Linked DNA regions of Homo sapiens: region 1 is linked to region 2. Evidence: chromatin loops called from intact Hi-C (ENCODE). Cell type or tissue: Caco-2. All regions are shown on one strand.

Region 1 (5,000 bases), 150 kb before region 2:
CTGTGATACCATTAAATATCAGCAGTGTGCTTTGCTGTGCTTTGAGTTTATAAGGGTGAAAGGTGATTGTGCAGGAAAATGGAACAGTATATTTGCTGTGAGACAGGCACCAAGACTTCACTCCCATACTCAGTTATAATTCATGACAGTACTGGTGGGAAGCCCTTATCCCTCTGTGGAGTTAATGCATCTCCACTGAAGCCTGCTGAGAGCACCCTGCGTCCCCCCCACCATCTGTGCGCTCACTTCCTAGCTGTCTTCTCTCTTTCACTCTCTCTCTCTCTCTCTCTCTCTCTCTTACTTTTTCCTGAGATCTCTTGGTGTTAGTATAGTCAGACTGCTACTGAATTGTAAAACTGGTTCTCCAAAGCAGAATTGTCATTTAACTAGGGGAAGAGCTGGGGAGAATGTATTACAGCATTGTTTAATGTCTCATTTAGAAAATGTCGATTAGAAATTAGAGAAGCAGCAATGCCTTAAACCCGTCGCTGACTCCGAGAGCCGAGGCTGTGCTGCTAATCATCGATGAGTAAGAGGGACCCATGGCCTGAGCGTGGATGGAGGCCAGGGACACAAAACAAGGTGTGCATCACAACCCAAACTAACCAACCCTGTGCTGAACCTGAGTTCAGTGTTCTGGAAGTCGAACTTGAGTGAGACCAAGGTCCTGAGAACTGCTTGCCCACTCTGTCCATTGGCCTGGGCCAACCAGTGGCATGAGCGCCAATCCAGACCCCACGCACTGGCGCCATCTGCCATGCGATGCCACCCACTCTGAGGACCAGAACTAATTGCCTTGGAGCTACCCAAGTCTCAGTTCAAAATGATCAAACCCCTGGGTTGTACAGAACTTCACTTAAAAGAGCAGTGGTGATTTGTGCGATGCAAGCCACAGTCTAAAGTGAAAGAAGCCAAGATGGTCAAACTTGTTGCAGCCCAGAGCCGGCAGAGGGTCACAGAAATAGGTGGTTTGTTCCCACTCTGTCCTATCCCTTTGTGTTCTCTCCCACCTCCCCCGCCCTCTGCACTCCCACTTTCTGCTGGGAGCCCAGAAGGTGATGGGACATGCAGAGGGCGTGTGCTGAAACAAAGGATGAAACTGCACCTCGTTCATAGCCAACCCAAGATTAATGTGCAACGTTTCATAGTATATATTCTTGCCATACTCCATTGTTAGTACTCCTTTTAAAAGATAAATCAAATCCGGGTCTGAAATACCAGTGTATGCATTTAACAGATGTGATGCCATAGGGGACCTACTGTGTTATAAGCTGCAGAAATGGCCTTTTTATGCCTTAGACTCCACTTATTCCAAAGGGGCTTTAGAACTGCAGCGGCGGGGTGAGAGGTCATGCATTAAGACAGCAGCACCCACGCATAATTCTGCCTCGCGTGTAATTGGCTCACGGTCTCATTCTGATGTTTGGGTGGCATTAGTCACATCGTCTCGTTCATCCTGCAAAGGAAAAGTAGGGCAAGAATGGCCGTGTTCACTGTCCAGGTTTTCTTGGGTGAAAGATCACTTTGAGATGACACAGCTGAGTAGTCAGCCTGAAATCCTGGTTGGTATTTTATTAATTTTGCACCAAGATAAATCCTGAAATTCTGACAAACTCCATGACAGGTGAAATTCCTTCTTTCAGAATCTGCGCAGCAAGAGGCTGCTCATTTCGTTCTGTTCCGAGGCAGGCAACAGGAGGGCAGCTTTATAATCAGCCCTCAAAGGACCCCCAGCCGCCCCAGAGTCTCGGGCTGATTGAATAACTCCTGGGCCTCTTCCCCTAGGCCTCCATCAGCGGGGGCCCTGTGGAAAGCCATCTCCCGCAGACTGGCACTGAAGTGAGCTTTAAACCACCATTTTCTGCTCTCCAGAGGAGCCCGGAGTACTAAAAGATAGATGGACTGCAGATATTTTATGAGAAACTGTCAGAAGAAGAGCAGAGTAAATGTTTTTTTTTTCTTCTTCTTTGAGTCACACACTACATCACTGTTGAATTTCTCCCAGAATCTTTTACATTTCAAGTGAGAAATTAATTGGTTGCTAACCTTTAATTCTCCCCGCCTCCCTCTTCTTCGTTGTCTTCCTCTTTTTTTTCTTAAATATTCACACAGAGGCCCTCTGCTTAACCACAGTTGCAGAAAATCAGTACCATTTGCAATGAAATATTTATAATGACAGAATGAAAAATTGGATTCATTTTCTGGACTGTAGCCGAACAGTCTGCAACTTTGGTGCGGCATTGTTTAGCATCTCTCATCCCTCCCTTTCATTGGCGTCGTTTTCGGAAACATAACGCATGGACGTTCACCTATGCTTTGGAGGGATGCCTACCAAAACACAGAGCCTGTTTTTACTCTTAAAAAAAACATAAGAGGAGAAAGGCACATGTTTGTGTTGTGCTGCTATGTGGGGGGCACGCGGATGTGGCCCATAAAAAGGTAGAGAGGACGTGAACTCTGTCAAAAGGAAGGGCGTGCTTGCTCTGTAGGGAAGAGCTGGGAGAAGTTTATAAGGAATACAGGAGACAGTCTGGCCTGGACTTTGTAGCAGAGCACAAATAGCAATCAGCATGCCATCGTATCTTGGGGCAGATTTATAAGGGGAACGGGAAGGCAGAACAGAGGTGAGTAAATACACGTTGAATAACATAGCTCACGTTCTTTCTTCCCTTCAGTGTTTGCTGTGTAGGCTTTCCTTGCCATGTGACCCTTGTATTCAGAGCTGTCTCCTAACCCGGGCTGATGACCGCATTTTTTAAGAGATAAGAGATGAAAGGATTTTGCTAGGACAGCCCAGTGTTGTATTTTAAACAAGTCTGCCTCACAAGTGTGAGGGCCACAACAATACACTGACTCTTATTACAGGGCTGGGTAGGATTTGTAGCAAGCTGCCTAGGCAGTACATTTGGGTCTAGCAAATAAGTTTGTACTCACTACTCCACAGACAGGCCCAAAGAGCCTGCCTGTTTCTTCTCCCTCCGTTGGAACAGAACAAGGGATTATACCCTATAAGGGGGCCATCCCAGCCTTCCATCCCAGGCCTCTGTGTTAACTTTTCTTTGTCCTTTTTGGAACACTGGGTTTAATTAGTTTTAGTGTTGTTTTATTTTGATGGTTTTTCAAAAGTGAAAATAGTTCAGGTAGATTCAAGCGTCAATACAAATAGCCTCAAATTCCAATATTGGAGGTTTCCTTCACTGAATTTGCATCATGCAATTGCCAACTCCACAAGATCAATAATCCATATTTTATTATATAATAAAGGCTGCCTGTAAGTGAATTGGCTCATTCATTCCATCTGATTAGCTCGATTGTATTCATGGAGAGAAAAAAGAATACAAACTTACCTTCACCAAAATATTGCATTATTTGGATATAAAAAGCTTCCAGCACTATAAAACAATTGCATAGGGATAAGAGATAATTCATTTCAATATTTGTTTACCCTAAGAAGAATATGACTCCTATCATCCTGCAATTTTTGGTGACAACTTTAAGTTTCACATCCATTGCGTGGAACTGGTCTCCGGTCAGCCTGGTCTGAGCACCCTGTAACAGGTCTTTCTTCCAACCAACAGCAAGAATCCCACTCCAGAATTCTGAAAAACAACTGGGATAAACAGTCTTTTTCTTTTATAACCCTTGGAGAGATTCACCTTTTACTTACCCTAAGGCCATTTCCTCTTATTCATCCACGGATTACCATTTTCGAGGTTTTTGAACGCTCACTGTGTTCTCTGAAGCAAAATCTTAGCACAGATTTGTGCCCACTAAGGTGATGAGAAACACTGAGCAGGAAAGGAGTGGTTCATTACTGGGATCTCTCAAGATCATGATGCTTAGTTTAACTTGTGGGTGACACATACTTTCTCAGAGGCTTGGAGGTTTTATACAGGCTTCCAGATTTGTCGTTTCATTGCATTCCAAAAAAAAATGATTTTGAGAAATATGCTGACAGTTCAGCATGAAATGATGTGTGTTCTGACACACACTGCATTGCAGCTTAGGAATCTAGCCTGAAGTAATTTTTCTGTAGCGTTTCTAGGACTCTGATTCAGGGGAGAAAAAGAAGTTCCCTTTAAAGCATATGTTTTAGGATGTGACAATAACTTTTCTCCTGCGCCGTGCGTGGATTCAGTAGACTGTTTCCACTTAACCCTTATTATTGTTTTCTTTCTTGAGTGCCAGGGTTAAGGAGAAGAAATTTTTTCTTCCATTAGTTTTTCAACAACTTAGGTGAGTCTGAAATATATACCCAAGTAAATGGGAACTGTAATAGTGGTGTGTTCAGAATCAATCTCCTCTGCAGGCCAGGCAAGGAACATTGAATAGCGTTCATTTATGTACTGCCAGATGTATTTCTGCATGTGACTGGGCTCGCCAAACCGCTTTGAATGATTTTCAGTGTTATTAAGCAAACTCACAGGAGCAACAGGACTTGTGACAGAAGTAAAGAGCCCGGTGGCAGGAGTCATTGGTGAAGGAAAGTTGCACGGAAAGAGAAGCACCACAATGCAGACTCTATTTTAATATCTGAGCTAACAACTCTCTGGGAATATTTCTCTTCCTCTTGTCCAGCTCCTTCTGTGTTGTGGCTGGTTTGCATTTGTGTTTGAAATGCCAGGCGGTTTAATGAAGTTATTCTTTTATAAATTTTGCAACACTGAAGCAAGCATGAGGGCTTTAAATTAGAATAAGTGCCACTTCTGTATGGCAGGTTCCTTTGAGGACTGATTAGAATGAGGCCTCCCGTTGCCTGGCCCTTTATGCATGGCAGTGTTGCTGTGTGTTCTTGTTTACGGCTCACCTTTGAATTTGCATGAGTTTGCACCATGCCTGCCGCCTGGCCCTCTGTTAGTCAGGACTGTCTTTCTTTCAGGATCATGTTAAATACTTCACTTTAAAGAGATTTTTTTAATTATATTGCTTTATTGTAATGAATTAAAATTAACTTGGAGTAGCAAATTATTTAAGGATGTGAGGGTTATAGATTACTCTCA
Region 2 (5,000 bases):
TTCCTTCCACCAGCTCCAAGACACAATGAGATGGAGAGAACTGGAACAATTCCCTATGATTGCAGCTGGATATTTTCACATGAACTATCTAGTAATGAAGGCAATGGCATGTGGTGTGGCAAAGACTGGCCCCAGATTACATTTCCAGTCCTTTTGTACTGAGGAGGGGCTTTGGGACCAAGACAGTAGGAGTGAGGGTACAGGTTCCACATTCTATTTCTCTCTTAGTTTTCTGTGGTTATCTTGGTGACTGCATGGTAAAGATGGAGGTGACAAAAGATGGAAGGAGCCTGGATCCCTGAATGACTTCATGGTGCAGAGCCTTACACTACCCCCAACTCATACTAAAACAGGGGTGGGAGGAACAATAGACCATTATTCTGTTAAGGTGCTGAAATTGTAGAGCTGTTAATTTGAACAGTTAGAGTTTCTTATACTGATACAGTATCCTTACCCTGGATTGTTGAAATAATTAGTCCAAATAGTTTCTTTGCCTAAAACTGTGGACAGAGCCTAAGCAATATTGAATCCAAGACAAGGTATATTTATCATCAAATGCTACTCACTATACAATACAGATGAATGTGGCACTTACTTCCCGTGTTGTTACCCAGCCTGCTTCTAGTATTCTTTACACAAAATAACATTCATGAGCAACCTGGGCACAAGAGGTCTCTGTCAAAATAAGTCTTTGATTTCTCTCCAGATAAACTCGTGTGTGTGTGTGTGTGTGTGTGTGTGTGTGTGCATGTCCATTTTATATTTGGTTTTAGTTACAATTCAAGGAGTCTTTCCTTTTAGACAATGGTCCATACATTCATGGAAGGCAGAACTAATCAGAGAACCTGGTTCAAAAGTTTTAGGGGATTCTTTGAGAAATGTTTCCCAGAATTTAAACTTGGGACTTGACTATAAGTATTAGTGTACAAAATCACAGAGGATATCAAAGCAAGATTCTTCCTGTTCTCCCAGAAAAAAAAATATATTCTTGGAAAATTATTTTCCTAGACTGTCAAGCTCAGAGATGGACAGTTGGCCAATGAAGGCCTCATCTACAGCAAGAATGAAGAATCTGAGCCTCAGCAGTGAAAACACTGCCTACTACTTCACTACCACCCTTTGGACTAAAACCAGAACAAACTTGCATTTAAACCATTAAAAATGCCACACACATTAAATTCTGTGCCTGGGCCAGGCAGCTCCCAAGGCAGATGGTGTGTAGTGTTGGAAAACTTGGTATTATTTAAATGAAACAAGCATTCCATTGCTCTCGATCACACTGAACAATGAAGATTTCACACCCAGCGATTCTATCATCAGTGGAGCTCTCTCTGTCTCCATTTGCAGCATTGGACAGATAAATAAATATTCTTTAGATCAAGTTAACTGCCTGATGTTTCTTAGAGAGACAGAAACTCTAATGATCAAGTTGATGTAGCAGTGGGTCATTATCATCTTCCTCTGAGACCCACTGTTTGAGGGAGAAGTGTGCAGTATGCTGCAATATGACTTTAAGAAAGTATTAACATGCCTAAGATGACTTGAAATTGCCAGTCTTCTGGGCTGTTGTGGGGGACATTGGAAGGAATCAATGAACATTTCCAGGAGATTACAGAGATCACAGGGGAAATTGTTTAGTTAGAACTGTGTACACAAAGCTGACTTTAGACACCTGCAAAAATCAGAATCATTGAAAAAAAAGAGAGAGAGAGAAAGGAAAAGATAAAAGAAAGCCAAGATGCTGTGTCCCATTCCAAGTAATACTGCTCTCCCCTTCCAATGCTTCCATACCATTCTCCAAACCTGAAGCTCCCTGGAGCCAGGTTCCATCACTAATGGGGCATCTCAGTTCCGACTAGATCATACTGGGTTGCCTGATTTGCTGGAGAACCTCAGTGAGGAGCTGCAAGTGACTTGGTTTCTGTGCTTAAGAAACAGCAGACTACAAGGCAAAGAGCATGGCAGAAGGGATCAACTCAGCTTTTGTCTCTAAAACCATCCCCATGTCTTTTGGGGATAAAGCCTGACTTTTATTCCTCCCTTGATAATCTGTCCTTTACCTCTTGGGATTTGGCATTAAGCCACTCCATAGCTTTGCTAATTCTTGGGAGGAAGGCATTTATCAGGACAAAAGAGGAACCTGCACTCTCAAAGGCTTACAGGGGCAGTCATCACGTTTGTTTGCTATCTACTCTGAAAACAATGACGTCTGGATCGCATGGGCAGAAGTCACAGGGGCCTACAAGAACCAGGCTGTGACAGCCGGGAAGCTAATGTGTGTTACCACGGAATCCACCAAGGGGAAAAACTTTGAAACATTTTAAAAATGCAGGTGCACAAATTACTCATGCCAGGAGCGGCAGTGGCACTTTGTAATAAAATCTTATGTTTATTTTCCACTGTTGAATACACATACCTTAGTGTTCCCAGAGAGGGAAGCCTACAATGCTATCCAATGAATAGTTTGCAGATGGATTAAATACATGTACCAATGAAATAAAACGTGCAGATTTGGGGCTTTTTGCCTCCTACCTTTGCTCTGGGCCCAGAGCTCCCCGATGATGACACGGGAGGTTTGTGCAAAGATCTGAAGTCAAGAAGGATTAGTTTAAAGAGTCAGATGAAAAAGGACACAAATGAAAATGCTTCTGCATGAGCCTGAAAACCAACACTTAGCAATGAGTGATTCTGACTTTGGGGCCTGTAACAAATAATAGCAAATGAGGGAAGTTTCCAGTGGCTTCACAGCAGGAGGGCAATGGCCAGGGAACCACTGTGAAACAGATCAGTCAACGGGACTTCCTGGTTCTTGAGGAAGCTTTGAAGGCAGGGAGTGTGGCATACATGTAAGGGTCTTTGTTGCTAATATTTTTTTTTGAGGCATATACTTTGCAGGGGCAAATCTTCAAGTTGCCACTTCCTGAGAACTCCCTCATTTTAGTGAATATATATTTCAAGCCCAGTAGTTGAATAGCACTATTATTGGCACTGTGCAGGAACACCAAAATGTGCAAGACAGGGACTTGAACTCACTGGAGTAATGATCTAGTGGCATTCACAAACCACATCGTGTGCAGCAGAATTCTATGAGATATTCAGACAATAAAGTGCATAGAGAGAAGGAAGAGGTCCCTCTGGCTAAGGCGATGGAAGAGATTATGAAGGGAGAGCAGGCTAGACTCTGGCCTGCAGGTAAGTAAGATGCATGAACCAATGCTTACGGAGAGGAAAGAAGAGTTGAGTTTAGGAAGGACAAGAGGACCTCTGCCGTTGCTATGCAGGCTTTGGTTTAGAGAGGAGAAGACAAGAATCTTAGAAATGCATTGAGTGTGCTGCTCTGTGGGCTCAGGAGCATAACCCAGGCTTTCCACGAGCTCTTCATTCCATACACTGCCATCTAGACACTGGGGCTTCTCATGTGCTAGGTCCTGCCAGCTTTCCCTGGGAGCCCCTCAGACCGCTACTTGAACTGGTAACGAAAAATTGAGAAGATGTGTTGACTACACACCACAAACACACACACACACACACACACACGTGCTAAACTGGCCACTCCCCTACTGACACCACCATCAGTATGTCTGGGGCTCGGCTGCCAAGGGAGTTGACCTCCTTGAGGACAGCAGAGTCCAGCCCTCTGTGCAGGGAGTTAAGCTTCTGGTGTGCCTATTTTCGTAGGGAAGAAGAAAAGAGAGGGCACAAAACGAATCTCTATCCCTGTCGAAATCCTAACAAAGGCCGGGCACGGTGGCTTGTGCCTGTAATCCCAGCACTTTGGGAAGCTGAGGCAGGCAGATCACCTGAGGTCAGGAGTTAAAGACCAGCCTGGCCAACATGGTGAAACCCCGTCTCTACTAAAAATAGAAAATTAGCCGGGGGTGGTGGTGGGAGCCTGTAATACCAGCTACTTGGGAGGCTGAGGCAGGAGAATCACTTGAATCTGGGAGGTGGAGGTTGCAGTAGCCAAGACCACGCCATTGCACTTCAGCCTGGGCGACAAGAGCAAAACTCCATCTAAAAAAAAAGAGCAAAAAACAAACAAACAAACAAACAAACAAATCCCAAAAAGACTGCACAGTGGCTGGCTTTTCTCCAGCCTGGTGACAGAATTTGCATCTGCCACAAACAGGAACCAATCTCCTGTCTATCCTAAGCTCTCATGTTTGGATTCTATTGGCCCTCCTCAGAGGTGGATGGAGGCGGCACCAAACATCGTCTAGTGGGGCACTACGTATAAGATGGTGTGGTGCTGGGAGGAGAGGACCCCTCACTGTCCCCTCACTGTCTCCTAGCAGGGACAAAGGCGAGAGCAGGGGCACAGAGCAGAATCCCAAGAGTGATTTTCTCCCTCCACCAAGCCCCCCTCACCTGTGCATGCTCCTCCCAGCCCACTCCACATCACATAATTGGCATGTGAAGATTGATCAGCAGTGGTGTGCGGCCTGCTCAACAGACGGATCAGCTGTGGCATGTGTTCAGCTGGGCAAACCTAGCACGAAGATGTTTCTGTCGGTGTGCAGGGGACAGCCGTCCATCAACAGCCATCTTGTTTTGTTTATTTGTTTAAGCAACCACAGATGCGAGAGAGAAAGAGACAGAGAGAGAGAGAGAGCAAGTGAGTGAGGAGAATATTTCCACCCCCCCTCTCCCCTACAGATCTGTCCCGAGGCTTCGAATCTTCTTTCCCACTCTAAGCACTCTGGGCCACATTCGATTCTATTTTTGTGCCCCTCTTCAACTGCAATGAGGCTTGCTTTGGCATCTGAGCTACCACCTGCCGTCTGCTCTTTAGTTCCTGTTTGCTGTAAATCTCGCTTTGGGTCTTGGGTATCTTCACAGCTAGTTCTGCAGAAGAGAAAGGAGCATTTTGGTCTTGAGGTAACTCCCAGTCGGTCTCCAGCTTCCTCCAGATGGAACTCTGCCCTGCTGTAGCCTCTGTGAAGACCAGCTGCCTCTGGCTTTAGCATTTTCCTGCAGCTAACAGGCATCAGCCCGGAGAA

The links. A loop is a pair of places that touch in the nucleus more often than their neighbours do. Peaks named below come from ENCODE experiments on the same cell type or tissue, not always from the same donor. Only the 100,000 strongest peaks of a DNase experiment are listed, where the experiment ranks them.
Region 1: a loop joins it to region 2, with 12 times the contacts of the local background. A loop is called at or near these places in 1 of 110 quality-filtered maps.

Annotation. Positions count from the first base shown.
Region 1 is chr18:25,074,900-25,079,899 of GRCh38, reverse strand. The region is part of intron 7 of ZNF521 (zinc finger protein 521); the gene reads left to right. Among named protein-coding and RNA genes, the nearest start is that of LINC01894, 89 kb to the right of the region's middle. In Caco-2, no CTCF peak of the experiment used is centred here; a DNase peak (open chromatin) is centred at 2,679.
Region 2 is chr18:24,928,441-24,933,440 of GRCh38, reverse strand. LINC01894 (long intergenic non-protein coding RNA 1894) reads left to right here. Exons shown (of 2, transcript NR_146903.1): 2 at 1-667. Among named protein-coding and RNA genes, the nearest start is that of LINC01894, 57 kb to the left of the region's middle. In Caco-2, no CTCF peak of the experiment used is centred here; DNase peaks (open chromatin) are centred at 2,250 and 2,550.